Regions from separate parts of the Mus musculus genome. Here region 2 is linked to region 1. The links are chromatin loops, found by intact Hi-C in ENCODE. Cell type or tissue: left cerebral cortex. All regions are shown on one strand. Links, peaks and the distances in the headings refer to the core of each region. The heading gives the core; the rest is flanking DNA. Region 1 has its middle 58 kb from the start of Gm33029. Region 2 has its middle 160 kb from the start of Tex29.

Region 1 (17,468 bases), core at 7,157-12,156:
GTCTGTAGGGTGTGTGCCCACAGAGGGGAACAGAATAACTCCTTATCTCTATCAGGCAGAGTCATGATCAGAGAGCAGGCGCTTCTGTGGCCCGTGATGTGTCAGCCTGAAGATGATGTCCCTGCTACTCATGCTTCAGGAGACTCAGGAGCCCCTCCACTCTGCTTCCACCCTGCATGCGACGGATGGTTCATCATTAGGTGGCTGGTTCTAATTTGGGCATATGAGCTGCGGACAGGAAAAAACGTCTCACTCCTCAGTCTATTTTATTAACTTTGTTTTGTTTGCTGGGGCCCAGCTCCATATTGCCTCTGGATAATCATGCCGTGCGAGAGGCTCCTGAGGGTGAATGGAGGTTTTCCCAAGGACCCTGCTCCCTGCAGAAATGATTTCTACCTCTGGCTGATTGTTGCTAACAGAAAATGAGAATGAGAGACGTTCAATGCAAAGTAATGTGTGCTGTACAATTACTGGATTAATAATTTTATTCCATTACTGTGTGGGGAGAGAGGACATCAGCCTGGTATCTGCAATTCTAGTATATTTCCAAGCGTCCTGTTAAAAGAGTGAGCAGGGGTCAGGAAACTTAATTATGCTATAACTAGATAGAAATTGCCAAGTGATAAAAAGAAACATCCCGGCAGATTCAGCAGGAAATTACAGCCTTAATAATATAGCATAATGCCCACTTCTATACAATTATTGGAGAGGCCCTGAATGGTTCAGAATAGCAGGCTTGGGTGCCTGGTAACTACAAAATTCCCACTAAAAGTGACATTGCTCATCTTGGCTGTAAATATTTTTTTAAATAAACAACATTATTATTCACTGATCCAAAAATCTTAGGCTCACTGCAGGCCAGATACTGTGGCCACAGCAGCGTTCTGGAGTGAGGGGTGAGTGGGTTGGATTGGGAGGAGAGGCATTTAAATTTGCAAATTAAGTTTTTGGCATCATATTTGAACAAATCTCGCCATTCATTTCGTCTTGAATTAAAAAAAAAAAAAAAAAAAAAAGGTGTGCGTGCCGATTCCTGCTCCAGGAAGCACTGGTTGGCTGCCCACCATGCTGCTGATCTGAGAGGAGGAGATGGTTTGCCTTTAATGCACACCTGGGGGAGGGGATTATAGATGAGGACTATTAAGAAAGAAATGATTGGTGCTTCTCCGCATCCTTGGGTGGGGTAGGGGCAGAACTTTCTGGGATCAAGCTGTCGGCAGCCAAGGAAGGAGCAGTTGCATCTGCAAACATGACATGATGTTTTGAAAGCCAGAGCCCTGCCTCACGCAGCCCTCCACATGCGATGGATGCTGCGGCTGTGTGTATCCCTGCTTCCCTCTGTCTGCAGGAGGGGAACCTCGTCTCTCCTGTTGCCCAGGAGAGCCCAGTGTTTCATTTCGTATTCCAGGGATGCAGATTAATCAGTGCTGTACCCAGAGATGACTACCCTGCCCAGAAATCTGCCTATCTGCTTATTGCTGTGCATCCCTGAGTCTAATTTCCTACAGGAACTGATATTAATCACCCTGTTTAAACAGAGGGATTGGGGGGGGGGTCCTAGACAAATGTGACATCTGGTTCTGTAACTTACACGATATATTTTTTCCCTTTCTTTCCAATTTAATGAGACAATGGCCTTAGCGGCCTCATCCTGAAGTGTTTTTTTTGTGCTTGACCTGGGTTATTTGGACAGTGACAGAGACCCAGGTTCCTGTGACTTGTACTTGAGGAATGGAGAAATAGATCTGGAAGTAGGAAGTGTGTACAGGAAGTGTGTACAGGAAGTGTGTACATTTCACTAGTGGTGAGTCGGCACGCCAGGGGAGGTGCCTCATTTATCTCTGGTGTTAAAGTGAAGAAAAATGGCCGTTTTTAAACAGCCCTCACCCCTCCACTCAACGTACTACACACGGAGAAGTTACATCCATCAGCTGTCGGCACCTCTGCCAGGAGTATTTGGCGTATTTTATTCTGGCTGCCTGAAGCACAATGGTGGCTGAGAAAGAAACGGGAGGCGCATGAGCCACTTGCTTAGAAAAATGTGCCGGTGCTCCGAAGCCGCTGCCAGCTGGAAGGACGGCGTGGCATCAGTCACCCCAGATCCTCCACTCTTGTGGAAGCAGAACTGTAGCCAGGATTTTGTTGAGACATGTGCGTGAGCCTTTCCAGCCACCCAGGTTAATTCAGGTTGGCATTGCTTCTCTGTGGGGCCATGTGCAGTGTTCTGGGGGGAAGGGAGAGAGAGGCCAGAGCATGTGAGCAAAGGTTATATTATATGGCTGAGGAGTCCTGGGGACCTTCAGCCCCAGGTACCACTTTGAGACTCCCTAAGCTGGTGTTCCCTGGAAGAGATGAATGTCCACAGGTTCTATGCAGACTCCCCTCAGAACACCGCTAGGTTGAGGACAGGTCCCCAAGGATAGTGTAGTCACTTCTTCCAGCCGATGAGTAGGACACTCCTGGCCACAAGTCATGGGCCAGCAAGAGACAACCAATAGCAGCACTAAAAACTCAACTTGGGGTCCCCTTGCTTAATTAAAAACGCTGTTTCTCATGTTCAGAGTTCCTGCCTTAAATGTATGCTGCTATAGTGACACCAAGAATTGGTTTTGGCTCGTGTCCACCCAAAGGACAGCATCTGCAGGAGTTCCCAACAAGAGTCTCATTGGCCCCTGTGCAATCGCTGAGAGGTGCACAGCTCTCGTTAGTCCTCCCAACACTTACACCGCTTCCTGTGTACAAGTCACAAGGGCATCTCCCTAGGCACGCATCGGCTTAGACGGTTTCTCTCTGTGTTCTAATAGCATTTTATTTGAAGTCTTAAAAGTCCCAAGTGGTTTCAGAGGGCATGATCGCTGGGCTGCCTGTTTTACTAAAAAGTGGCCAAGCTCCAGCATGGGCTGTTTTATGGAGAAATGGCTGGGTCCCGTTCCATTCCTTGCTTTGAAGTCTTGATGGCCCTCAGCTGTCAGAGCTGTGTCTTTTCTGATCTAACTTTAAGCAAAGAAAGCCTTGGAGCAGCCTCTTCTTAGAGAAATGAGGAGACTGAATGATCGAAGAGAGGGGCAGAGATCTGCTGCAGGCTCTCAACCTGCCTGGAAGTGCGATCAGGGCAGGGAATGCAGTAGTACCTTGCTAACAAAGGACCGGAGTCTTAGTTGGTGCAGACACTTATTTTCTGTCAAATTGTCTCGAAGGGATTGATTTTCTTTTGCCCTGACATCCTGCCTGGTATGACTTTTTCTGGGAAGGTGTGAACAGTTCCATTCAAGTCTAGCTTGTGGGCCAGTGAGTATGTTGAATTTATTTACAGAAGCATGCACAACTCACAGACAGCTACACAACTGAAGAAAAGTCCTCCCACCAGCCACCACTGATGCTTGTAAATTGTTGGAGGCATGGGCACTCAGACTCCTCCCACTCCGTGGTATGCATTAATGAACTCGGTCTTGTCTGGTCTCATGTGCACCCTCACAGCTGCCAAGAGTCGAGGGCAGCACCCACAGTTGACTTGTACATGAGGGACAGGCATCCACAGCACTGCCATAGAGATGCACACAGTAGGCATGTTGACAGTTGCTTGACTCTTGGAAAATATCCTCCGAATCACAGTAAGCTCACTCTCAAAATGCCTCTAACTCAATAGACTGTGTCTAACAGAGACTTAACACAGGCACACACACTCTTGAGTGGCCAGCACTGTTAGGACTCAGCCAAACCCCCTTGGGTCGCCATGAAGGAGACTGGTAGAAAACACATGTGACCATGAGCGCTCTAGGGAGGAAGATGGAGGAGTGGCCTCAGATTCATTGCAGACTAGTCCAGGGTTAATTGCCTGTATTTCAGATGCCAAAGAGAGAGTGTATGTGTACCCGCCCGTGTGTGTGTGTGTGTGTGTGTGTGTGTACGTGTGTATGTTATATGTGGTGTATATATTATAGATGTATGTGATCATATGTATGCATGTATATGCTTGTATATTGTGTGTATGCAACTGTGTGTTTGTGCTAATATGAATGTGTAGGTATGTGCTATGTATAGCTATATATGTATATTATATGTATATGCACACATATTTATGCTAATTATTTATGAATGGTTATGTGTATGCTATATATATACATACATGTATATGCATAGATGTGTATTTTGTGTATGTGCATTTACATGCTTGTGTATTTGTATGTGTTTGTATATGTGTATATCCACATGCATGCGTTTATACATAGGTGTGTACCTGTCTGTACCTTCAGACTCTGAATACCCAGTCTCCGGCATGATAGCATTTGGCAGTCCCTCTGGGATCTTTGAGCCCTCACTAAGAACATCCACCCAAGACAGCTTCTGTGCTTTTGTCCTATTATTGAGACATTTTGTAAGTGTAAAGTCACATGACTTGGTGGCCCTATCTTGAACAGCACAGGACAAGGACAAGCGTTTCCCAGTGCCATTCCTGAAGCTGATTTTCGTGAAGTTCCATGATAACATAGGTGGGTTTGGCTCCAGGTGAAATTGTATACAATTCACAGGTACAATTCGTAGGTACAAGGCTCAGGTTCCTGAGTAGCCCAGCTCCAGGCCTTCCTTGAGCTTCAGTGTCCTGGTGGGGTCACTACACCAGCTAGCAGGTCCCACTGTAGATGTTAGCAAGCTACTCATGCAACACATACTGAATGTCCACATGGTCCCTTGACCAGCGAGATATGAACAGGGCTGGCCCAGAGCAGCCTCAGCTGGCAGCATCGTTCAGCTCCCATGACCGGCCGTTACTGAACACACTCAGGACATAGATAGCAGTGCCCATCTGTGTGGACATACTGTCACGGTATCACCAAGCCCATCACTACACGGTGACAGCTGATGTCTCTTCAGGTGCGCCGCTGAGCTGGTGTTTAGTTGCCCACTCCTTGCTGCAGCAAACCATTTCACAACAAAGACGCTGAAGGGCAGCAGGGCACCTTTGATCGCTAGGAAGTGGCACGCAGCCTGGCTCGAGCCTGGCCTGTGAATGAGGAACTGGCATCTCTCTGCAGCCACTCATGCTCTGCTTCAGTCACGGTGGAAGTGCAAGTCAATATGAAAGCCAGGGAGTGGGACGGCGTCTCATCCTCAACTTAGAAGAAGACGAACTGAGGTTCTGCAAGTTTGCATTACTGACCAGTTGGTTAACCTTGACCGTGTGCTTAAGCCTTCTTCACCTCCATCCCTCAGGGGTAGGGCATAAGGGAGTAGCCTCTCCCACGGTGAAGGTGAGAAAGGGTGACAGACTTGAAAAGTGTTCCTCTTACAGGTATGACACTCACATTCTAACATCCCTGTGCATGGAGGGCTGTTTACCCCTCCTCACCAGTGCGCAGGCAGAGCCGGGAGATGGGAGCTCACAGTGCGGCTCTCCCTTCTCTTCCTCACTCTGGGCATTCCATTGATTTGCCCCGAAGCTGCAAGATAGCCCAAGCTACAGATATCGGCATAGGGGAACGCGTTTCAGAAGAAAGGCAACTGACGGTAGATGTCAAATATTAAATCCTATCTGGTTATTACCTAGCTTATGAGCCACGGAAGCAGCTTAACAATTACAGCCGTGATTGACTAGGTGGGAACCCAAATCCTAAACATCCAGTGTAGAAGGGATAATTATAACACATTAGCACCTGCTTAGACAAGATTGACAACCCCAGTCTAACATCTGCCTAATATCACTTTCATACTTTGATGCATTCTCCCCTTTGAATGGAGCCACATAAGATTTCCTGAAGAATAACAATAACACACATCTATGTTATTCATTCATAGCACTCCAGCTGCGTGTTTTCCTCGGTCACAGCTTCCTGCTGGCACTTTTACAAGGAAATGGAGTGTGTGGGAAGGGGCTTTGGGACCTAGGCAGGCACCACCACGGTGGAATGTCTCTAACAGAACCATGTTCTTGCTAACCTGACGCATTAAACGAATCCCAAAGTGTGACGGGCAATATTTAGTTTGTCTGCCTAATAAATATTCACACGCATATGCGCATAAATGCCTGTATTATGTGTGTGTGCACCAAGTTGAAAGCCAAAGCCATCTTATGTCCCACAGTGAGAGCTGAGAGTAGCATTTCTGCCTCCTGAACACAGCCTGTCACCACCCAGGAGCTCACAGGGAAGTGGGTGCATGCTGTGACAACTGATACAATGTAGCCACTCCTGTTCTTTCTATTTGAAGACTGTTCTAGAAGCCTGTTGAAGGGGATGCCTGTGTCTTTTGGTTGGCTCTGCTTCCAGAATTCCGTGATTAAAGGCATGAACCACCAGGCCTGGCTGTTAGGTTTTTTTTTTTTTTTAAACAAAACAAAACAAAACAGAATATGAGTTTATAGTTTTCTACAATACAATCTAATAATTTTTTCTTTCTCTTTTGCACGTGTATGAGTGGGTGATATGTGTCTATGTCTGTGTGTTCATGTGTGTGTAGGCACATAAGTTTAAGTGCGTGTGTATTGAGGCCCAACATAGGAAGTAGGTGTCCTCTTCAATTACTTTCTACTTTATCGATTGGAGAGTATAAAAAGGAAACTAGGCTGAGCACAGATCTTCATTGCTGTCTGCTTCTTGGTTGTGGACATGGTGTGACCTGGCTGGCTGCGGTGACTTCCCCACCAGGATGGGCTGTACTCTTGATTCCTCTGATATGGCTTCTCTCAAGGTGTTCCACCACAGCAGCAGGAAGAGTGAACAAGGCAGTGACTTCTGAAGGCTGGTCTTCAAGCACCGAACAAGCGCAGGGTTCTCGACTAATCCTCACTAGTTGCGTGGTGTTACCCCTACACGTTCTGTGGAATTCTTCTGCCGTTTTCTGTCTCTCTACCGGAACATGTGTCTTTCCTGCTTCTCACAGGTCCTCATCTGTTCCCTGAGGTTCTTTTATGAGGTCATGGTGCCTTGTCTTTTGACTGGTCACTTCTTCCTTGTGTATCGCTTCTTTCATAAGTTGTTTAGGTTTAAAAGCGTACACCAGTCCACCTTCAAGAGAGCACAGCTCATAGGTTCTTACAATAATCTTTCTCCAATCCCTCCTCCTGCCTCAATGCTATTTTGTGAAAACCTCTGCTTCTACATACACTGTGTATATGGCTGGATATACAATTCTCTCCCCTGAGCATCTCAAGTAGTAGCTCTCTTGGTCTTTGAATTGGAGACAATTTGACACAATTTAGCACAATTTGGGGGAAGTTTTGGAAACTTTAAAAGATAGGGCATACTGGAGGAAGTAGTTGTGTATACATGGAAGGGTAGTACCCTGGAGCCCCCCTCTCTTGCTTTCTGCTTCCTGTCTGTCTACTGCACGGTGAGGAGCCGCATCTGTCCCCAGCCCTGTGATGCTCAGACTGAGTGGCCATGTGACCAGGAACTGAACCATCTGAAACAATGAGTCAAAGCCCTTTGACATGACACTTTCTGGGTGTTTTTGTCCTGGTCATGAAACGTTACAGATACACAGTTTTTCCTCAGAGCAGGGATGTAGATGTTTTGTAGAAAGCTGAATAGGAAGATCTCAAGTTGCCCAAGTCATGTGATGTCAGTGGACTTTGAGGGTTTGTGGCTCTAATAGATGAGGGTGAAAGGCAGGGAGGACATGTTCTTCCTAGACCCTGGGTAGGGTAGCAGTGGCCACTGTGACCAAAACTGTGTTTTCTCAGCAGGCTTCTGACAGGTTTATATCTCTATCCCTTCAGTTGGTGTCCTTGGTTCCTCATGTCTGTCAGTCAGTACAGTCTCCTTGTACATTTTCAATCTGTCTCCTTAGCCTTTACACTTGTAAGAATTTTTTTTCCCCAAGAAACAATTTCTCCTTCATTTCTGAAGCATGCTGTCATGTACAGAGTTCCGACTGCTGTTTTCTCCTCTGGCAGTTTAAAGGTGTTGCTCCTCTTCATCCTCTTGTCCTGACTTCTGTACCCCACCTGTGTTAGCATTCTGTCTAAACTCCACCCCCCACAGTTACCTGGCAACAGCTAGGTAGGCCTGACCCACTATAAAGGGGGCTGCTTGCCCCCTCCTCCCTCTCTTGCTCTCTTGTTCTCTTATTCTCTTGTTTCTCTCTTCCCTTCTTGGGCTCTTCCCTTCCCCTCTCCCCTATTCCCTTCCCCTCTCTCTTCACGTGGTCATGACTGGCCTCTACTTCTCTATTCTCCCTCTGCCTTTCTCTGCCTCTACTACCCTCTTAGCTCCCCTCCCCATGCCCTGAATAAATTCTATTCTATACTATACCATCGTGTGGCTGGTCCCTCGGGGAAGGGATGCCACACGGCATGGGCTGGCTGAGACATCCCCTTCCCCCAAACCTCACCACACCCACATAGAACATATCCCTTATCTCTTTATCTTTTTATAAGCACATCCACCTGCCTCACTGCAGCCCCTGGCAGCCAATCACACTGCAGTTCCCATTTCTAGGTCCATGGCCTACCATGGTTCTTTGCGATGGCTGCCTTCATGGTTCTGCATCTTGTTTGCAGCAGCTCAGTGTACTGCCTTGGTGTGGATTTTGTTTTGGTTTTAATTATTTCAGCATCACCTTACCTGGGATTTTTCTGAGCTTAGTAGATGTTAGGTGTGCACGGTCTGTGACTTCAGAGGACCCTCTCAGCTGTGATTATGTCTGATGTTTCTCTCGTCTTGTTCTAACCTTCTTCTGGCATCCCAGTCTTCCCTTCTCCAGCCCTGGACTGGATCTACATCTCTGATGCTCTGTGAATTCTGGCTCTCCCCCTCACTGCCCCTCTGCATTCTTGGCTTAGGCATCCCAGGGCTGTGCCTCTTTGCTGCCTTGTGGAACCCGCTGATTTTGATCCCTGAGAACATTGCTGGTGTGTTCCAGCATTTGCTTGTTTTATTTGAGCACTTCCACTTAGTTGTCACTTACATCTGCTGTCTCTCTCCTGAAAGTCCCTTCTGGTATTACATCCAACTCTTTAAAAAATAGTACGTCTGGCTCAGTCTTGAGGAGTTATTCACTGTGGACAGACCTGTCACTAAAGCAGGGACTCTGCCTCCCTGGGGTCCCTAGACAAGGCAGTTCACAGAAAGAAAGTAGAAGGGGAGGTGGCCAGGGCTGAAATAGAACTGGAAGATGTACTCACCAGGCAGAGCTGTTCCAGAATGTGTGGTGCGAGGTGGGGGTGCATGCATTTTGGGCTTGCATTGCACATTTAGAAACCGTTCAAATGGCAAATTTGCCCATGACTGTAATAGCCCAGCAGAGCCTGACAGACTTAGAAGTCTCTCTCTCTCTCTCTCTCTCTCTCTCTCTCTCTCTCTCTCTCTCTCTCTCTCTCTCTCTCTCTCTGTGGTTATTTGCCTTACAAGGTGCTTTCCTGGAGGACTGTAATTCAGCTCTTATTTATAAAGGAAGTTCATGTGATGATGTTTCTCAGGCTATTTTGCTCAGATCTTCTTCTAAGATATCCTAAGAGTGGTCTCAGACATGGATTATTGCTTTGGTGTGGAAAATATATCAAAACAAGATAGGATCAGGGGCTGCATAGGACCACAGGGTCTTACTTTATCACCCACTCCTCCACGCCACCTGAGGGTGCTTGTCTCTTCTGTTGCCCGGGGAAAGGGGAAGCAAGTCTCGTCCCACCATTTCTATCTCTGCAGTTCCTTGCAACGGTCTCTGCATTCAAAAGATCATCCAGGAGGCCTAGCATGTCAGCCACTGGGCAAGAACAGAAGCTCCAGGCCTCTGGGCACATGTATGTGTGTGTAGGGGCATGGAGATTGTCATCTGACAAATGGGTGAGCTCTTGATAAGCCTACACAATTATCCTGAGCACTTAATTGCTGTGGATCTTGTTCAAGAGTGGCCCTGCTGGTTTGTCATGCACACAGTTGTTAAATGGAACTGTGTTGTGTGCTGTCTACTGCCCCAGAACATTACTAGAATTTGCCAAGTTGGCCTGCTCATATCAGATGGAACCCAGTGGAATTATGGTGTGATCAGTCTTCTGGCTGTGACCGTCCTTAGAAGCTGTAGCAAGATATATGTGGCTTATAGACCCAATGGGAGCCAGAATTGAGGGGTTGTAGCCCACAACTGGCCATCTTTGGGGTTACTGTGCATTGACTCTGCTACCTAACCATCAACCAAAATGTGCTTCACTGGAAGCAGCCTTGGGTCTTTGGTGGTGGTGGGGGGGGGATACAGTTATCAGCTGTGCTAGTTACCTTATTACTCCTTGGTAACTAGTCTCTCTAGTCTATTTATTTATTTACCTTGTGCACGCTTTGTGGGATAGATCAGACACCATCTAACAGAACAGGTATGTCCTATCTGCAGCCTGTGGGTTGCATGTAGCCCAGGATAGCTATGGATGCCACCGTACACATCTGAAGATAATCATATTATACGGCAGTGTTTGCAGGCCGGACACACCTGCTGTATGTAGGTTAAGAGGTAGAGATGCAAAGTTCATTAATTCAGATAAGCCAATGAGAGACAAGAGGAGCCCAAAGGCCAGCTAAGCTGGGAAGTGCATGGGCAGGGTCTTGAAACCTGAACCCCAGAAAGGACACATTCACCATCCTTCCCAGAATGCTGGCTGGGGTGCTCACCTCTCTGTTACCCAGCTAACCGGATGGCTCAGGCTTCTAGAAGGAAACCAAAGGAATGCATAATACTCTAAAGATGAAGTTAAGCGCCGTGATAATGAGCAGTCTATAGTGGAGCCGTTCAATCTATTGCTGTTATCTGCTACATTGCTCTATGAAAGCAACTGCTTTACCAATCCCGAAAGCTGGAGTAGCTCGGTGGGGGATAATTGACCAGGTTTGTATTTCTATTCATGGGTTTTAAAAAAGAAGGCGAGGTGGGCTGTGTCCAAGTGCAGCATTTGATTGTGTTAATGAACGTGATAATCAGGTTTGGATGTACAACCGAATGCCTCCTACAAATAGCATGGTGGCCCAACCTGCTGGGCGCCTGTAACCTTGTAAAACCTCAGGCCATTGTCCCCAAATTATTGCATTCATTGTGCCGGGATTACTTTAACTGTATCCAACTAGAATGATTTGTTCCAAAAGAAAGTTCTAAACAAAGGGCTATGTAAGGAAAACACATCGGCCTCCTTTCCCCCTTCCTCCCCTCTGAATCCATACCCTGGGGGTTTGAGCATAAGGATACAGACTTTCCTGAAGCCCACAGGGAGAACTTGGCCTGCTGTCTGAGATGGCAGGTGTCCAGGACTCATCCTGAGAGGCAGCTGGACCTTGCTGCCCACCAATTCCAAAAGACTTGCCTGTTTTATCATGGTCTGCAGGAGGATGAAGGCTTGAGGTGTCCTTCGTGAAAGACATTAGTCCTTAAAGAGGAGACCCTAGCCTCTGCCACTACTGAAAGTCCGCATTTGGGGAAGTCTGAGGTCATTTCATCCTCAGAGTTCCGCTGTGGGGAGAAGGCAGCTCTTCTGCCATGCAGCCTTGTGATGAGAGGCCAGGGACAGGGGAGTTTCTACAACTCACCCATCAGCCATGGGTGAAAGCATCAGAAGAAAAAAAAACTGCATCCACACTGAGCACACACAGCCTCTTGCTGTCTCTGCTCCCTAAGAGGGACCCGGGACAGCTGTTCCCATAGGACTTACAGTGAGTTTTGTTAAGTCACAGTGGAATTATTTAAGGATGGGTGGGATGTGTGTAGCTTGCACTAGTATCTTAGTTTCTTTCCTGTTGTTGTAATAAAATAAGCAACTCAAGAGGAGAAAGGTTTGTGTTGGCTCATAGGTCCTTCTGGCTTCCATTCCACCATGGGCATGCTTAGCATGCTTAGGAAGTGCTCCTGCCCACAGTTAACCTGGGTCTTCTCATATCCACTAGTGTAATCAAGACATTCCCTCACAGATATTCTCAGAGGCTAGCCTCATTCTTTATAATCCTCCCACAGGTGTGTCTAGAAGTCTGCCTCCTAGGTGTCGGGTTGACAGTGAAACTACCATCCCAACTACACACCTTTTTGTATCAGGGACTTGAGCCTCTGCAGATCTGGAGATCCATAGGATCTGTTTTGGAGACAACCATCTGGGGATGCTAAGGATACTTGTATTTTCAACAAACAATCAGCCTTTCAATAGCAATAGCACATCTTATTCTATTAATGTATTTACATATGTCCTCCTTAGATTTTGCATTCTGGGCTCTCGATTATCAAAGCACAGTACTGTGAAAGCATACAATTGAAGTGGCTTCATGGGAAGGACTGGGACCAGTTCTTTCCCATTGACCCATGCTGGGTATTTAAAACCTTCTCTTGATGCAAAGGTCAATGTGGAAATTTAGGAAGTCAGTCCTAATGAGACAGTGGTCTGAGTGACAATAGTGTCTCCCCCTCTCAGGCCATCCTAAGAGGATGAAAATTGTTGGGACATGCCACACAAAATGCAAGAATACTTTAATATATTCCATAGCCTCTTGACATCTTGAAGAGTACAGTCAGGAGGCCCATCCTAAGACCTTGCCTACCTAGGAGCCCTCTGTCCTGTAACACTTGGCTGTCCTGTGGCTCATGTTGCTCCCCAGGGAGGATCCATGAGATGGAAGGAACGTACACACTGGTAGTAATGGCCGTTGTGACCCTCCCTGTATCCTCTTGGGTGGCCTGGGTGTAACCTTAGATCTCTGTGCTTGTGGGTTAGGAAGATGTGCACAAAGAGAGTAAAAGGAAGCTCCTTGCAGCCTCCACATGCAGGGAGCAGAGAGCACAGGACTGTGTTGGCAACTGATCATCTACTCTATTTCTATGAACTCCTATTACCATGGCATCCAAAATCTTGGCAGCTCCAGGCTAAAAACAGAAGCCGGGGGTGGGGGGAGTGTGCCCTTCCTGACTCCAGAGCATCAGGAGTTACGTTCTTCAAGAAACAAAGAACACAGAGCTGGCTGCCTTCCTGACCCTGTGGCTTGAGAAGGAGCCACCTATGGTGGCTCTAGATTGGCCTACAGTGAGCAGGCAGACGTATATATGCTCAGGTCCTGCCTAGAACTGGAAACCTAGGATCCTCAGTCCATCTGCCTATATCTAGGGCCCATTAAAAGGTCAAATGCTTGGCCAGGCCCAGGGCAATTGGTAGAAGAGGCTTCCAAGGAATCTGATGTCATCAGGAACTTCCTGGGACAAGATGAGGTGTACTGAGAACATTGGTTGAGCTTCTAGAAAAATGTTCTGGATCCTGAGAGGGACCCCAGAAAGCTTGCTGGAGGGAAATGTGGGCCCTACATGTTAGACAGCACTGTGTCATGTGAGGACAGCAGGGAGATCAAAGGAAGAAAGCCAGGGTGGGGCAGAGGGTAATGCAGGCCAGCATCATGCAGTCCCACACCTCATGGCCTTCCAAGCACTGAGCACAGCAAGGGTGGCAGGTTCAGGAAGCAACTCTGAACCATTCATACTCTGTGTCTTTGGTTCTGGGCCATACTGAGCCAGTCGAGAGGATTTTAATGGAACGGTCAGTGAATAAACCTTTCTTAAGGTTTTGCAGGTGGGAATTTGGTAATTGCAATGGTTAATATTGACCCTCAATTTGATCAGGTTGAGAGGTGCCTTGGAAGTTACCAAAGCAAACCTTTAGTGTCTCTGCGAGGGCATTTCAGAGAGGATTGACTAAAGGGGCACTACCCTGATTGTGTATGGCACATCCTATAGGCAGAGGGCTTGGATGAGCTAAAGGAGAAGAAGAGGGCACATAACACAGGCTCAATTTCCCCTTCTCTGTTGTGTGAGTGTGTGTGTGCATGTGAGTGTGTGAGTGTATGCACACACATGTGTGTGCGTGTATGTGCATGTGCATGCATATGCATGTGTGTGTGCATGCAAGTGTGAGTGTATATGTGTGTGCACGTGCATGTGTGCATGTGTGAGAATGTGTGCATACAACTGTGTGTGCATGTATGTGCACTGTGTGTACATGTATGTGTGCAGACGAGTGTGTACATGTGAGTCTGTGTGCATACACATGTATGTGTGTGTGTGCATGTGTGTGTGAGTGTGCCTGTGTTTCCTGGCTGCCATGGTATGAGCTGTCAGGCTCTGCCATACCCTGCTCACTATCAGGTATTGAGACTTCTAAAGCAGAGGCAATCAACTCCTTCTGCATTGAGTCAGGCATTGCCATAGCAGCAGCTGGTCGGCCCACAGGACCATCAACTTCTGTCACGAGCGGGGAGGCATTGTTGGCAATAGTCAGCACCTCAGGTTCTGAGCAGAGATGACTGTCTGTGCTCTGTCAGTCCCCTAAAGCCTCATTTCAGTGCTCATATGAGAAGCCTGTCTATAGACAAAATCTTACTTCACAATGCCATGTTGTTTAGGATACATCCCAGGCACAGGGCTTGGGGGCAAGTAGGAGTTGGAGGTTGAGCGCTGTAGTACATGTGTCTGATGAGTTGGCATCCCTTCATGGGAGCTGGCACTCCTTAAGCAGGTGTGGCAGGGCTCTTGCAATCTCTCAGCATGTGGTCCAAGAGCAGAGCCTCCTGGGCTGAGAAGATGAGCTGTTAGGCTGAGCCTGCCTGTGACTACATCAACCATTCCAGCTCTCCTGGAGGAGCTAAATATCTCCTTGAGCAGCCACAGGGGGCATTGGTAGAGCTGATTTCCTGATGCCTAAGATGCCCGTTCCCTGGGCTGTTGGGCTGTTAGAGAATGGGCAGTTTTCTTACCTGAAAAGCCTGTGTTCTAGGTGGATGTTCAGAGTGGACGAAAAGCAAGTTAAAATGAACAGACTGGGTGGACCCTAATCCAAGATCACTGGGGTCTGTGAACAAGGGAGGTGTTACAACTGTATCAGGCACAGTAAATGGAAGGTGGTAGAAAGTTCTGGGAGAGAAAGGCATCTGCAAACCACGGAGCAGCATCAGGCAGTTCCACCCTCATTCTGAGACCCTGACCTTAGCGTCTCGCTTCTTGGACTAACATGACAGGCTCCAGCTGCCCTGCAAAACCCAGCTGAGGGCAAACTCAGTGTCACACCTCAGTGCTTTTGGCACAGGGTCAATGAATTGCTTGGCCTCTCAGAAGAACGCATTACAAGTCCTCCAGGAAACACATCTTGGCGGTGATGCTTGCTTTGAGAAATGCCCAGTGTTTAGGATGCTTGCTTGGAGTTGCTGTTGCTTGGAGAAAATGATGATCTTTTGTTGTGACAGCAAGCATAGCATCTCTGGATACAGCAGTGGGACAAGCCTGTGGTCTGTGTGAGCACCGGGCAGTTTCGATAATGGAGCAGGTTGCCTTCATTTCCTCTTCGAGTCTGATCTGTCCTCAGGTTAAGCACGGTCGTATGGAAGCTTCTCTGTTGGCTCTTTCTCGGCCTCTTCTGTCAGTGTTAAAGTGCTCCCTCAATGATCACTTTCAGTTCCATCCCTTGGAAAGCTCCGATAATTAGATTTAAATCATAAGATATGCTAATGCATGCAGATAGTGGCAGGATGAAGATTTCAAAGGCAGCTTAATGTTCTCTTCCCAGGCAGAGACAATGCAGAGCAGTGTAGATAATAGGCTGTGTGCTGTTCCAAGATCCAGGAAGGTTAAATAAGAGGAGCTGAACATCTAGCAGGGGCTTGGTTCAGTGCTCAGGGCTGGGATCACTAGCAAGTTAACAGCTAATTACCTCCAGGTTTTGCAAAGTGCATTCGGATTGTGCTCTGGTTGGTATGATATGCATGTGCCCAATCCTGCCAAACCCTTCCCTACTGCTAGTCTATGGGGGACACATTGTGAGATATCATGGGGACTTTATAAGATCCTTCTCTCAGAGAGTAACTCACAGAAGAGCCAAGTACAGCCATTCAAACATTACTTGTCAAGCCTCATGGTGGTCAAAAGTATGGAAGGGGTTGGGGAAAGGAGTCCATAAAGCAGAGTGTGTGCATGTGTGCATGTGTGCAGAAGGTGGGAGCCAGGCCTGCTGTGGTAATAGCAGTAAGATCCAACTTTGTCCAAATCCTGCTGGTGTCCAGAAAACACATGGTATCGATGTTGCTGGAGTAGACCCTAGTGGGTGCTCCTAGCATGGCTGTGCCTGGGTGAACTGCAAGATTAGGAAGGAGTCCTGGAGATGACCCTGCTGTGTTTGAGAAGGACCTAACAGTCCTTCTCTAACAGTCTCTAACAGTCAGGGTTGTCAACAGTCAGAGTTGTCAACAGGACCTAGGAGACAGGCTTCTGGGCACACCTGGGAGGGTGTTATCCTCCAGATATTCCCACAAAGGAATATCTTGTTTATGTAAATAGATATAGAAAAGCCCATCGTAATAGTGGGTGGAACCATTCCCTAGACCATATAAAATCTGGAGGGTAAGCAGGGTGTATGTAGCCTGCATAAACTCATTACTCTCTACTCTTGACTGTGGATGCAAAGTAACTGGTTCTTTCCAGCTCCTGACAGTTTGACTTCCCCTCCATGGTGACTGTCAACTCGACCTGTAAGCCAAAGGCCAAAAAACCAAACAATACAAAAAGCAAAATGAAACAAAGCAAAACCTCTTTCTTCCTTAAGTTACTTTTGCCTGATATTTTTATCACAGCAATAGAAAGGAAACTAAGGGTGTCTTAGTTTGGGTTTCTATTACTGTGACAAAACACCAAAAGCAAGTTTGGAAGAAAGGATTTATTTGGCTTATACTTCCAGGTAATAGTCCGTTACTGAGGTAAGTCAGGACAGGAACTCACACAGGGCTGGAACCTGGAGGCAGGAGCTGATGCAGAGGCCATGGAGGGTGCTGCTTACTAGTTTGCTTTACATGGCTTACTCAGCCTGCTTTCTTACAGAACCAGGGTCCACCAGCCCAGGGGGTGATGTGTAGCATTTGTCAAGTTGACACAAAATCAGCTAATACATCCTGTCATTTTGATACCAGCTTGGACTCGACATGCGCTCAACCATCTCAGGTGCCACACTGAAGAAGTCCACTCCTGTAAAAAGGTACCTACCTCATAGGTGGTCTTAGTTAGGTTTTTACTACTGTGAACAGACACCATGACCAAGACAAGTCTTATAAAGGGCAACATTTAATTGGGGCTGGCTTACAGTTTCAGAGGTTCAGTCCATTATCATCAAGATGGCAGCAGGGCAGAATCTAGGCGGGCATGGGGTCGGCAGAGCTGAGAGTTCTACATCTCCATCTGAAGGCTGCTAGTGAAAGACTGACTTCTAGGCAGCTAGGATGAGGGTCTTAAAGCCCACACCCACAGTGACACACCTACTCCAACAAGGCCACACCTTCTAATCATGCCACTCCCTGGGCAGAGCATATACAAACCATCACAGGTAGTGTGGTTTAAGATTCTCCTTGCCTAAAGAGAACATGGCAGAAGTTAACTTTATAGGTCTGGGACCAACTCCCATATCCCATGTGATCTAAAGGAGTATCACTAGTGTGTCCACATCTAACACATCTTGAGCAAGCAAGAGCATTGTGGTACCCAAACTCAAA
Region 2 (14,867 bases), core at 5,859-10,858, 180 kb before region 1:
GTCTTCAAGGGGCAAATGAGGTCTCTGAGATTGTTCTGAGGAACTGAGAAAGAAGAGGGTGGAGGTGGCATTCGGGCAGGTCTGAGGGAAGGATGAGGTAGGAGTGAGGCCAGGGCAGCTGCTGAGACCGGCTTCTCAGCACATACGGCTGTAGGTACACAGTACATCAGACAGGTCTACAGAGCACTATGGTGGGATTGGAACATGTGCACCCTTATTTGAGCCAGAGAGGGTGCCTAGGCAGAAACCCCCTCTACTTCCCTTATGGACAGATCATTCACTGTTAGTACTTGGCACTCGCAAGTGATGAACAGCGAGGTCGCTCTCCTTGTTTACACCTATAACTCTGTGTGTGTGTGTATGGTGTGTCTGTGTGTCTCTGTGTGTGTCTGTGTTTGTGTGTGTAGAGGTAGAAACAACAGGTATGAAACAAATACAAATAACAAAAATCTAGTCCTACCTTAGAATCTAAGCAGACAGAATCTAGGACAACCCACAGATACCCAAATCATGTCTAGGGCTCTGGCACAGGTAGCATGATGTCAATGTGTAACCTGTTCTCATCACCTCTGATGTTTGCAGTAACCTTTCTTTCTTGCTGTGCTACAAGAAGCTATGTGAGGGGCGCTCCCATTCCCTCTCATTGCTGACCTAAAATAGCCCAACGACAAGCATCTTAGGGGAAGAAGGTTTTAACTTGGTTTTATCCCTACATGAGAGTCAAGGTAGCCGGCACTTAAAGTAACTAGTCACATCATAATCACAGTCAAGGACAGGGGAAGTGGATGTGATACACACACCCTCATTTGCTTGCTTGCTTGTCTGATTGCTAAATTTCTCTACTCATACATCCATCCTATGAGGGGCTGATGCCACTCACAGAGGTCAGTTACTTAAGACAATTCCCCATTGACATCCATCATCCTAGGGAGTGATGCCACCTACAGAGGGCTAAGTCAATTACTTATAACATTCCTTAGGCTGAAAAGATGGCTCAGCGGTTAAGAGCACCGAGTGCTCTCCCAGAGGTCCTGAGTTCTATTCCCAGCAATCACATGGTGGCTCACAAACATCTGTAATGGAATACTATGCCCTCTTCTGGTGTGTCTGAAGACAGCTACAGTGTGCTCGTATAAATAAAATTGATTAAAAAACAAAAAAGACAATCCCCTAATTCCCCATGGATGTACTTGTAGTCCTACCCAATAGTGACAATTCTTCACCAAGACCTTTTCTAGGTGACTCAAGGTTGTGTCAAGTTGACAGTCAAAACTAACCAGCAGCTGGTTGTCCATGCATGATCAGGAAGCAGGGGTGGGATAGGCTATCACCTCTTAAGTCTCACCTCAGTGACTCACTTCCTCCAGGGAGGCTGCACCTCAGAATATTCTGCAACCTTCTATACCACCACCACCACCACCACCACCACCACCACCACCAGTTGACAGCCAAGCCTTCAAACCCATGGGTTCTTTTATATCAGAACCACAACATCCCAAAGAATTTGATTCTCACTGTACCCATGATTACTCGTGAGGGTTTAGGGAAAGATGGTGATGGAAATGTTTGTCAGTGTTCACTTAGACATGTTCTCTTCTGATCTGGCCGGTGATTGGTGGACTCTGTGAATGTGGAGTCCATGGGTAGAGGGCTGCTGTAGTCATGAGCGATGTGAAGGGCTTGAGGAATGGTTGAACAGGAAGAATCCCACAAAGTGTTAGAGATTCGGAGGCTGTGAGGTATCTCTGAGAAGATGACGCTTAGACAAAGGCTTGGGGAAGAGAAGCAGCAGTTCGGAGGAGCACATATGTGAAAATATAATTCACATATAGTCACATGTAGTCACTACGGCATTACATAAACAACCCAGCTTGTCTCCCTTTGCCCAGAGAAGGAGCCTCTGCTCCCATGTGCCGCCAGTGTCAGGAGGCAATTCTCTGTGCCATTTGCAGCATAGCACGGTATCTTTAGCACTAATGATCTCTGGGCTGAGTTGCCACAAAGGGTCTAGAATATTACATAATCAACCCTTAGCAGCTCTGAAATAACATTATTGAATTAGGCAGAATTGCTTCTGGATGTGTGGCTGCTCTTCCCACAGTAACTGTCCAATCGCTTACTGGCTTAATATGAACCCACGATGGATGTTTAGCTCTGTGTGAGAGGAAATGCTTGCTGATGTCCAGCATGGGCACAGGACCTAGGAAGAAAAGGAACACAAGTTACTGAAAAAGGGATGGCCTGTGTGTGAGGATGGAGCTGGGTAGCCATGCTGCCCTGAAGAAAGAGTTCTATGGTATAGACATACACACACACACACACACACACACACACACACATACACTAAGATAAAAACTAAACTCAAGCATTCAATATGACCTTACAGGACACTGTTATAAACCAACGCCTCACAAAGGATTTCAGGTGGGGCCAGCTGGGAGGAGGATGTGGTATAGCGTTTACCCTCCGTGAGGGACAGGTGGAACGCCAGATAGCCTGAACTCTGTGTTCACCCATCCTGACTTCAGCTATAGCCTGCTGCATTCACATCCAAAGCATACACTTTCCCTTCATAGCCACCATGCCATGCACTGGAGAGGAGCTACGGTCTTGGTGACCACTGTCCCTTACTGATTTGCATTGCACCTCTACAATAGGAGGTTAAGATATGGTTTGGTACTGAAGACTGCAAGTTCCTTCTCTGGCATTCAGACTTCACTTTCCTACTCTTTTCTTCCTCTCTTCCAGTAGAACCTGCCAGGCCCGTAGTGTCAGCCGCCCGCTGCTTCAGCTACTGGCCTCTCCTCTGTTCATCCATTATGGTAGATTGATTGTGTATTGATGTCCTCAGTCCTGGAACTCAGGGAGGTCATTTCACTTGGAAATAAGACCTTGAAGGCGTGATCAAGCTAGACTGAGGCACTTCTGTCTAGGGTTAGCCATGCACAATTCTGATGTCCACATGAGAAGAGACGAAACCAGGCTCAGAGGCACACAGGAAGGGCGATGGAGTCAGAGACAGAGAGATGACTTAGCTGAGGAAAGCCACAGATGTCTAATCACTGCCAGGTGCTGGTAGAGAGGCCATGAATGGACCAAGCTGCCAAAACCTGACCTCAGGCTTCCAGGCCCAGAACGTGAGAGAACATGCCACCTTACCCTAGTGTGACAGGAAACCACACAGTAACCCTACAGGATTCTTTTTTACCCGTCCCTCTTACCACACAGCCCACCCATCTCTCAAGTTCTCCCCTGTCTCAACCCAGTGTTTAACCTCCTGCTTCCTCAGATGAGGCCTGACAAAGCTCTCACGTTTTCACCTGCCCTTTCTTCCCTCCAGAGCACACACTGCACGTGTAATGTAATGTGTATGCGTTGATGCTGACTTGTGCATTGTTTGGCCCCTTTACTGGTCAGTGAGTATCATGAGAACAGGACTTGGTGTATTTTGTTCAGTGTTACAGACTGGGACTCAGCAGGGCTTGGGCTTGGGAGGTGTTCAGTACTTGTTGGGCAGATGAATGAATAATCATATGGATGGATGGACAGATGGACGGATGGATGGATGGATGGACAGATGGATGGATGGATGGATGGATGGATGGATGGACAGATGGGTGGATGGACAGGCAGATGGATGGATGGGCAGATGGGTAGATACCCAGATGGGTGAATATATGGGCTGTGGATAGATGGATAAATGGATTAATGAGCAGGGAGATGGGTAAGTAGATGTGTGGATGGATAGATGGATGTACTGTAAGGATAGATGAATGAATAATAAGATGGGAGGTAAGGAGATCAATAGCTGAGATAAATATTAGGTGCATGGGTGGATGGACAGGCAGTGGATAGGTGAACACACGGATAATCAGATCATCAGGTTAGAGGATGAGGGGCTGGATATATGATTGACGGATGACAGATGAAGTATTGGTGGATAGGTAGACGGTTATATGAATAGATTTATCTATAAGTGGGTAAACGGGTGGGTGAACAGAAGGCTCACTGGAAAACTGAAATGAGTAAGAAGGAGATGAATTCCTTGATTTTCCCAGTGTCTCACAAAATAGAACTCTCTCTGTGTGTGTTACCCAAGCATTAGAGATGGAGTCCCCTCTCTGTACCCCCTTTCTACCTAGAGTTTGCATGTTCACAAATATCACTTCGCATAGTCCTCACTAGAAGCACACACTGTCCTGTCTCTGTTCTACAGGTGAGGAGCGTGAGGTTGGCGGTGACTCGCCTGAGTTCATCCCAGGAAGCCATCTCTGTCTCTCACAAAGCCCCGTGTGAGCAAAGGTTCACACAACTGGCACAGCCATGCAGTTGTGGCCCTGCTGTACCTTGGAAAAGATGCAAGACACAGCCTGTGTGTTTCCAGGATGCGCTGTTCCACACTCGTGCTTCTGCTGATGTTGGAGGTGTGTTAGAAGCTTGTCTCACTAGAACATTCTCCGAGTTCTTTATATACTCAGAATTATACCTTGAGGGAGGTCAGCGTAACATGGGCCTCAGAGAGACCCTCCTCTCCCCATCTGGATCCTCTCCAGGAGGATCTTCACACCTCATGCTTGTCCTCTTTGAGTCCTTGTCATGAGGACTGTCTCTAGTTCTGGTGACCTACTCACACTTTGCAAACCACCCTAAGAGCTAATCTTCACAGATGCCTAAGTATATCTCTGTATAACTTGGCTGCATCTTTCCTAGCAGGGAGCAGAAACTTGAGAGTGTGTAAGTTGTAATGTGTCCTACCCCGGATCCCATGATGCAAGGGAAAGGCGAAGCTGAGGAGGTACAGCAAGGTGTCTTCAGTGGACACAGACTGAAGCTGGCTCTAACCACGTGCATCTGGCGATGGAATTGGCAGCTCAAGGGCAGGCTGCCATATGCCTTCCAAGGTCCCTCTGGTGTAACAGAACAAGGATGACTGCATTGCTCCAGCCCCTGGGATAATAACGCACCTGCTCGTTTGCAGTAGATTGGGCATGAGAAAGGAGGTGAATGCCACAGTCAGTTCAGTCCCAGGCTAATCATTACAATTATCGGAGGCATACCGCATTGTGTGGGGACAAAAGTCCCTTCCTCTGGTGTCCCCGAGCTGGCTTTGTGGTGTGGGTGACACTTAAGGCTGGCCGTGAAGGAGAAAGGAAACACCTGTGTGATGGTTAGTTCGCTAACTTGATGCTGCTGTAACAGGCACGGGGTGGGGGTGAGGCATTTCCTTGATTAATGACTGATGTGGGAGGGCCCAGCCCATTGTGGGCACTGCTACCCCTGGGCAGGATCAGCACCCCTTTATGATCTCTGCTTCAGTTCCTGCCTCCAGGTTCCTGCTTTGACTACCTTCCATGATAACGTGCTAGTGAGACGTCTGTGTGAAAACCCTTTCCTACCTGAGCTGCTTTCAGCCATGGTCTTTACCATAGCAATAGGAAGTAAAATCAAATGGCTGGACTACGGAGAGATGTTTGGCAATTGTCTGAGAAGCCGTGGGCACGATCCTATTTGCTCTTTCTTCTTCCTCTCTGCTTCTGGATGAGCCATTTTGCAAAACTTGATGTGAGGTCATGGGTTAAAAGGACATACCTCTCAGCAGGTGGTCAGGGCAGTGGTGGTTCCAGAAGCATCTACAGTATGCCAGAGGCCCCGTATGGAAGGGAAGCCCAGCTTTGTCTTGGTTTGTTGTCATAGGCACCTGCCACGGGTACAGGATTGGTCCATGTTCCCTCATAGAACCTTGCTCTGTTCCTCTGTGGATGTCACATCGTGGGTCAGTCCAGTGGCCGTCCTGCTGACAGAGAAGCGATGGTTGCTTCAGAAGTGTGATTTTGCAGAACTTTAACTACACAGGCTGACAAAACCCTAACCAAGAGTGCACAGTCTTCCTTTATCATCAGCTACCTTAGAACTGCCGGCCTTCAGAGTGCTGTGGACAGGGTCTGGTTCCCAGGCTGTTCCCAGCACAGAGGACGCCCTCCCCCCACTGCACCAAAGCCTGTGTTAGCAGCTGGAGGCAGTTCCACCTGTGGGCCTTTTAGCCTTTCTTCGCATTTTTCTGCCTTTAACAACACAGCGAGTGAGGGTCTACTGTTTCTACTTAATTTCTGAATATTTGTCTACTATCACACAGCATTTGTGATAAGATCCATTTCCCGTTCAACAGCTTCAAACTTAGCACCTGAGGCAACTTTCTGTCTTAGTGGGACACAGATGAGAGTGAGCCCTGGAATTGATGGGGTCTTAGGCTCGCTCTAAAATACCCTTGTGGGCATGCTGTCTCAAGCTCCTGAAGGTGGGGTCCCTCCTCTCCTCTCTCTCTCTCATGCCCACTCCCCCCTCAATTATCTGGGAGAAAAGGATAACGGTAAGTGGACAGGAGATTTTACAAATCCGGATTTATTCTTAGAAAATACGCAGGCTTATATTTTTATTTTATCATGCCTTTGGGGTGTCTTCTGTGGATTCCCTCTCCCCCCTCTCCTCCCTCTCCCTTTTCTTTTCACCTTTCTCCCTTCCTATTTTCTTCCTCCTATACCCTTCTACACCCCTATGTTCTCTCCTCCCTGCCCCACCCCACCCTTCCTCCTTTATAGCCCAGTCTCACCCCTTCAGAACATGTCGGTAAAACACAAATCTCAGAACAGTCTGCTGGGGGCAACTCACTCAGCCTTATGTGTTGGCCTCTTGGTGAAGCTAGCGTGGACCACGTGTCATGTCTGCAGTGCCTGGGTCTCTGGAATCACAATGTTCAGGCCATAGGCAGCTGTGTTACCTAGGATGCAGTGCAGGGCATCTGTCTCTTTTGACCATGCTCACCAAGGCTAGAGGACCACGGGCATCAGTGGAGCTGTGGAGTGTGGAGGGATCAGGGAGTGTGGTCCCCACACTGGGCCATGCTGCCCTATTCTGCAGTAGTCCCTGAGGTGCTTGGTTGGTTGTGTGCCTTTTCTTGGAGGGACATCTGGTCTGACAGATGGGTCCCTGTTTGTTTTCCAGTGCAGTGACAGGTCATTTCTGCATACACAACTGTAGGGACTAAAGGACTCTAGAGAGATGCAAACCTGCTTCAGGACTGCCACCAGAAGGAAATTGGAGCCCATTTTTACACACTCAGCTGGAGATGGTAAAGTCTGCCCCTGGTCTCTGAAATTCCTTCTGGGACCTTTGGGACAGAAGGGACGTGGCTCTGCAGTTCAGTGAGTAATGCCTTGGGAACTTGCCACATGGAACTCTCTAGGACATGTGTACGTGGTTCACTCATCTCTTCTACTCAGAGAATCATTCAAGGGTGGCAGAGATATCCCTCTTGGGGCTTGGGAGCTGGGATAGAGTGGGGTGGACCTTTTGCTTGCAAGAGAATGCAGGGCTAAGCAGTAAGGTGGCCTGGACTTCGCCTTCCTGGCCCAAGGTGTCTGCTGCTTGTTCCCAGAAGCACGAGATCCCTTCTCCAGAGCCCTTAAAACCAGCAAACACCAGCAGGGAGGTGTCTCATTTTGAACACTACACTTGGAACTTTCCCTTCAGAAGTGGTTCAGGGGTCCCCAGCATTACCATCTGGCTATGGGTGTGGTTTTGGCCCTGCCAATCACCGTTTATTGAATGGACACTTTGTGAACATTGGAAATCCAATGCAGTCCATGCCCAGGTACTGTTGGGCAGCAAGGGCTGCACTTGGAGGTAGACACGGCCTCTGTTCGTGACTGAAGAATTTGTCTGAACCGTGTTTGAATCCAGTCCCCATGAGCCACGGTGAGAGGTGCTGAGCTCTGGGCTAAGGAGTTTCTCCCCAGGTTCCGCTGCATTTCCGACTTCTGCAAATAGATGGCACTTTCGGCTAACCCTAGAGCGGCCGAGAACTATAGCGACGCGGAGTGAAATGCCTTCCTTGCTATTCTACTGGAAGCCAAGAAATTAAAATTAAGCCTCTCTGAAGACAGCTTTCTGGAGCTCTCTTAAATGCTAAAACCTTAAACACACAACCACCCAGGTATGAAAAGGAGTGCATTGTGCTGTATGCTCTCACAGTTTTTAGTATTCATCGAGGCATGGCAGTCTTCGATCCTGGATAGTGGGAGTGGGGCGGGGGGGATTCTATAAAGAAAGTTTTATTTGAAAATATGACTGTGTGAGCCTGACTGTGTTCTCAGGGTCCTCAGAAGGCCTCGCTTTCTCTCCTTGTTTTGTTTGTCTGTGCACATGTATCTGGCCGTGCACACGGGGGACACACACAAGAGCGCGTGTGCACATGCGGCTCACGAGGGTGGCACATGGACCCTCACGCACACAGAGGGGAAAAAAATCAGGCTGTTGTCTTGCAAGTGTTACTTATCATATTAATTAAAATCTGGTGACATGATAACACCACCAGCTGTGTGGGAAAGCCAGGGAAATTAACAAACGTTTGATTTGTTGTGTTGCTAATGTGACACTTATTATACAGGTCACACTGAAACAATACCTCTGCCAAAATATGCTAATGTACAGGGAACTGCTAGGGTGGTGGAGATGCTGGTGTGTTCTGAGCAGAGGGTTAGCTCGGAGGGGATGCTGGTGTGTGGGGAGTGGAAGGCAAAATCTTGGAAGCAGAAGCTGCCTTCTGGGATCTGATCCTTGCAGATCAGTTTCTAAACACTAAGTCTCTGGATGTAAAAATCCAGACAAGTGATTTTTTTTGTTTTTGTTTTTGTTTTTTGAGGGGGGTGGACAGTATATAGTTAAGAATGTATTTTAAATAATCTGAGTATGGCTAGCAAATAGTTCTGAGTTTTGGAAGCCGTTTCGTTATCCCTTGAGACCGATTTCTGCGGAATCTGAGTGAGTCAGCTGTAAACACTCGTTTATGGTCCAACTATGTGGTCTCAGCTTTCAGCATCATAACTACATCGTGCTTAAAGACTCACTGTGGCCCCCATTTCTAAGTCCTGGAAGCTACAAAATGTTTCTGCTATACTCAAAGTCTAACTTGTTTTTAAAAATAGTATAAGCAGATCACGTTAAACGATGTTGTCACACCTGTCCCCTCCTCTCCTGCTGGCCCCTCCCCTCTGGTCCTGCATCCTTGGCTCAAATCTGTGGGTTTCTAAATATCCTGAGGAAGGGAGAGAGAAGATCTTACAGGTGGGCTTCATGGAGCTGGGTTTTGCATTTGTTCCCAAGGCCCACAGGGCATCTGGCTTCTCTCAGTGATGCCTCCCTGTTTTGATGGTGTTCAAGTGCTGTGTGTGGCCTTGAGTGCATTTCATAATACACTGTACAAATCCAGGCTGGGCACAGGTATCCTTTGTTTTATAGAGAAATGGCTCAGCTTGGAAGAAAGGTCAGGTGTAAGGTCAGGGATGAGATGTCACCTGACCAGGTGAAGTCACAGGCCTGGAAGGCAGTGGACAGGACAGAGGCTGGAGGGGGTGGGCCAGCCCCATGGCTCTTCAGAATCTCACTGCACCCTTTATGACAAAACAAATATTGGTTGTCTGTGGGGTCTGTCCTAGGAAAATGTCAGCACAGCACCAAGACAGGCCAGGAGCAGGTGTGGACCACACCTTCTCTGTGGGCTCGGCTGAGGACCTCAGCATATGCAGAATAAACTTATGATACGCAGTTTCCCATCTGGGTCAAGGTTGGGGCATGGCTCTGTGTGTCGTAGCATGGGGGCCCTAAAGCCTTCACTCTTCTATGGGCAAGAGTCTGGCAGGCCCAGGCTTGAAGTAGCTACTTTTGAAATGCACAGTGACAGTTGTCTTCGAGCTGCTTGTCTATGCTGAGCAGAGAGAGTCCTCGCTGCTGATTAAATCTATATAAATAAACACAGTGACGACTCGTGAGAGAGAGCTCGAAGCGCCATTGGGATAAAATATGATACTGTGCACACATATTCTTAGTCATTAGGAGGTAATTTTCAACCCTATTCATGCTGCTGGAGCTCGGCAAGGTTAGCTCGCCAACGACACTTCCTTTTCTCTAAATCCAGTGGCTTTAATTAAGCCTGCGTGACAGAACTGGCATTTCAAAATACAAAGACATTTAACTCTGAGGGAAAAAAATAGTTTATTTAGCTTTGAATGGATTTTTTTTTTTTTTTTTTTGGCTTTGAAGAGCTTGGTTTTTTTTTTTCCCCTTAAACATTAAATTATTAATGAAAGAGCAAACCTGATAAACAGTGGGTGACTGTTGGTTGTGGCAACTGGGTACATACTATAAAGCAGGGATAATTTTCCTGTGGTTTTCGGGGCCTTCTCTCTTTCTCCTGGAAGATACTTGCTGAGGGCTTGAGAGAGGTTTTGTGTGAGCTTCCTGCCTGGAGGCAGTCTGGTATGGTACCGTGCTCAGTAATGCTGGGGCAGCAGGCTTGGGATGGAGACCCGGATGTAGGGGGTGTGATTTGAGTCTCTTAGATAAGGGCCATCCAATGGAACCATCTGTATACATTAAGCCACTTTTCCAGGCGTGTCCCTCTGTCAAGGTAAGCTGAGTGACTGGGGGATACCCCTCGGGAGCCGTGCGATTCCTCAAAAAAATTTAAAAAAAAAAGAAAGAAAGGAAAAGAAAGAAAAAAGAAAGAAAGAAAAGAAAGGAGAAGAAAAGAGAAAAGCATAGAAAAGATCAAAGGTGACACAGGCACCCACCAGTAACAACAAAGTCTGACCAATCCTGAGCCTATTGTAATTTGTTAGTGGACATTAACCATCCCCCACTCCTCGCCCAAAGCAGCGGCCAGTTAATATCATGGAACTTTAACTGCCAATCACTGAATAGTGGTGTGGAGACCTGCTACCTGCTTCTGGCTTACTTCTGGTCACCCTGTTTTGTGCTTTCAGAGCACAGAGCCCAATCCGGTTGGTGGCAGAGTAACTTTAAAAGGCTGAACATAGCGAGTTCTGACCAAGTCCTATGATTCATGGGGGAGCAACCACTGCTAATGGCTGATGGCTGACACTGTACCCAGGACTTTGGCCTCATCTATTCCATAATTTTCTCTCCACTACAGTTCCGGCTGTTTTTTCCAAATGCCTGTTTTTATCACCTTTTTTTTTTTTTCCAAGTTACCCTTCAACCAGCTTTTCATGCCCTCTGACTCCCTCCCTGAAGTTGGTCAGACCACCAGCATCTCAGCATGCCCACCCTCACTGTACCTTGCTTTTTTTTGGGGGGGGGGATGCTCTGAGTACTTCCAGGCACTGCCGTCAGGCCACTGTGGCTCCTTGTAACCACAGTCATCTAACAGTTCATTCATTGCAGGAGACCTACAACAGTGAATTTACACAACACAGTAGAGTCTGTTGGAGTTCTCAGTCTGCTTAAAGAAACTAAGAGGCCACTGTATGACAACAGACAGTATTCTATACACTAGGAAGCCGCTGTGTGAAACAGACAGTATCCCACACTAAGAAGGTGCTATGTGAAACAGACAGTATTCCACGCTTCCAGCCCTAACCAGGGAGCTCATGTCACTGAGCCACAAAGCTATTGTGTACCTGTGCTGCAGAAAGGGTCAGGATTTGGCTTCTTTCTCTCTCTCTCTCTCTCTCTCTCTCTCTCTCTCTCTCTCCTTACCTCTCCCAAAAGAGTGTATGTGTGTGTGTGTGTGTGTGTGTGTATGAGTGAGTGAGAGAGAGAGAGAGAGCAGCCTGAGGCATATAAGAATTATGAATTTATATGATTAGTGGCAATGACACTTAGTTGTTTCTTTGCTTACAAGTGAGGCCCAGATGTGGCTTCTGCTACTTCACTTACCAGGGTGGCTCGGAACCATCTTTTATTTAGAGTGAACTGAACGTTATTCTGGCCATTGTGCTTCTGTGCCTGCCAGCATGGATATTAATATATTACTCATTTCCACTAATTTCCCACAAATGCCGGGGAGGGTGTGGTGTAGAGAGAAGACATTCAAAACATACCATTTGGATTTTAAGGACAGCATTTGCAAAAGAGCAATTTCCATATATCAACACTTTTTGGTGTGATCCACGAAACATTTTGATATGATTTAGCAAAAACAGCTTTTGCATTGGGTGTGTTATAGCTGGCCTCATCTGCATCTCTAAAGACTGCAGAATGGAATCACATTAGGTAAAATTCAATGCCGCCAAGAAAGGAGTGCTCTGTTAATGCAGTCCTCTGGTAGAAATCTGAAATGCACAGAAGTCATACAATTCTGGGTTCCGGTTCTGGCAGTAATTACAGGCCGCTCAGATTTGCATAGTTTGGCATTGCAGATGCCCTGAGACTTTCTCGCCTTTGCTCAGTCCAACAATTGCTGGGAAGGAGACCTAGAGGTGATGGATCCATTGAAAACTGGCTTCTCTCAGTTTAATCACGGCGGGTATTTCCAAAGTGAAGCTTTGGGCACAGAGTCTTATTAGAAGTGGCAGCTGTGACACGAGGCAGGCCCTGAAGCAGAGCCGTGGGAGGGTACAGCTCTGCTTCCAGTAGGAACATGTGGTGTCAGGCCAGGGTCTATCTGCCAGCCCTACCATTCATCTCCATTCCAGCAAATCAAGCTTATGAAGATAGCTTCTTGGATGGGTGTGTGTGGGGATAGGCTCATGGGTGTTTATGGGGATAGGGTCATGGGTGTGTGTGGGGATAGGCTCATGGGTGTGTATGGGGATAGGGTCATGGGTGTGTGTGGGGATAGGCTCATGGGTGTGTGGGGGGATAGGCTCATGGGTGTGTATGGGGATAGGGTCATGGGTGTGTATGGGGATAGGGTCATGGGTGTGTATGGGGATAGGGTCATGGGTGTGTATGGGGATAGGCTCATGGGTGTGTGTGGGGATAGGCTCATGGGTGTGTGTGGGGATAGGCTCATGGGTGTGTGGGGGGATAGGCTCATGGGTGTGTATGGGGATAGGCTCATGGGTGTGTATGGGGATAGGCTCATGGGTGTGTGGGGGGATAGGCTCATGGGTGTGTATGGGGATAGGGTCATGGGTGTGTGTGGGGATAGGATCATGGGTGTGTATGGGGATAGTCATGGGTGTGTATGGGGATAGGCTCATGGGTGTGTGTGGGGATAGGATCATGGGTGTGTATGGGGATAGGTTCATGGGTGTGTGTAGGAATAGGGTCATGGGTGTGTATGGGAATAGGCTCAGGGGTGTGTATGGGGATAGGCTCAGGGGTGTGTATGGGGATAGGGTCATGAAGAGCTGCACTCATACCAGACTCACCCCTCTCCTGATGGTGCAGTACCACCGGTGCTGTCACTGCTGATGTCACTGTTGCCGCTGTCAACATTACCACTGTCACCATGACCACCATGACCACAGCCACCATCATCACTACCATTATCACCATCACCACCATTACCATCACCAGTGCTGCAACCACCACCATGATTTTTTTGCTCTATTCCAAGGTACTTAAAACACCAAATTGTATCATTTCTTTTTATTGGAGTGTATGGATTGTACAGAAGACTTGATTTCATGGTAACATTTTTATACATACATGTAAGGTACTATAGTCAGATCTCCCCACCCATGACCCCACTTGTCCCCTCTCCTCCCAGTGCCCCCTTCTCATTCCCCAACACCCCTCCTACTTGCAAATCTTTTTCTAAGTTGCACATATGAGAATAAAAAAAAAACATGCAATTTCTACCTCTAAGCTAAATATAGCTTATTTCCTTTAGTGTGCTGTTGTTATCCAGTTCAGTCCACTTTTTTCAGCAAATGGCACAATCTCATTTTCCTCAGTGGCTGTTTGGTATCTCTGTGGGTACAGGCCAGATGTTGCCCACTTATTAGGTAAGAGCACTGAAGTTGAGTCCAGGTCTTGGCTATTGTGAATAAAGAATATGGTGGATAGGCATGTCCATGACTCAGCTCTACCCACCTGGGTGTGTCCACATGTGCACATGATACTTTTGTTATGTAGCTCAAAAGGCTGGCTGTTCTGGATTCTGTTCAACTCTGCAGTATGAACATAAATGTTCATCTCACCGTTGCTCCAAGGATGAAGGGCTGGTAGAGACGCTGTCAGGCTTTGAATGTCATACCCTACTGCTCCATGTCCTTTTCTCCTGAAGCTTCCCACCCCCTGCTGGCTTGCGTCACTGGGGACCTGCTGGCCCAGAGCAGACTCTAAGGGCACAGGCGGAGTTTGAACCCTTATCCCTGGAGGCTCCAGCCCAGATGCCCCACTGGGAGCAGGCAGCGCTGGAAATGGGGTGTTTCATCTTCCAGTCTAGCTACTCCAAGGAGCCCAGAGGGGAAATACTGCCTGCTGATGTGTAAAAAACACAGATATTAACAGACCAGCACGCTGGGCAGAGGACAAAAAGATAACTGGGAGGAACCAGGCTGAGTTGTTTGCTGAGCTCCAGTGTGCAGAATCTAGACATGGCTGACACTGCACTGAGGGACTTGCTAGCTCCAGGAGCCGATACTCCTGGTACCTAAGACTCATGCACCCAGTCCACTCATTTATTTATTCTTTCCCTGAAAAAAATGGAACTGTTAAGTACAGGCATCATTTGTTCATTCACTTCTAATTTCTAATGATAACCAAAGCGACATTCAATTTAGAAGCCCGTATCAAAGCCATCAAATGCCTAAGTGCCCTTGTAATTAAATTTACTTTTTATCACGCTCTGCTTAATTGCACATTGACTTTCTCCCGGCATCCATGGGGCATGCTCAGAGCAGGAGGGCCTGCCTGGCCGGGGAGTGGGTATCCCTCTGCTCCATTTGTCCTGTGGTTCCCTTGCCTGGCTGTTCCGGGGACACATGGAAAGAGTGGCATCTGAGTGATGTTGGGGTTGGGACATCCCTGTGGATACTCACACTCTGGGATTCGTGGGTGGTCTTCACTGAGAAGGGCAGTCTTTATAGGGCTACTGTGTGACTGCCAAGATACTATCA

The links. Peaks named below come from ENCODE experiments on the same cell type or tissue, not always from the same donor. Only the 100,000 strongest peaks of a DNase experiment are listed, where the experiment ranks them.
Region 2: a loop joins it to region 1, with 2.2 times the contacts of the local background. A loop is called at or near these places in 3 of 42 quality-filtered maps.

Annotation. Positions count from the first base shown.
Region 1 is chr8:12,173,652-12,191,119 of GRCm38, forward strand. No RefSeq gene overlaps it. Among named protein-coding and RNA genes, the nearest start is that of Gm33029, 58 kb to the right of the region's middle. In left cerebral cortex, for the core only: no CTCF peak of the experiment used is centred there; a DNase peak (open chromatin) is centred at 9,142.
Region 2 is chr8:11,992,102-12,006,968 of GRCm38, forward strand. No RefSeq gene overlaps it. Among named protein-coding and RNA genes, the nearest start is that of Tex29, 160 kb to the left of the region's middle. In left cerebral cortex, for the core only: a CTCF peak has its summit at 7,821; DNase peaks (open chromatin) are centred at 7,833 and 9,748.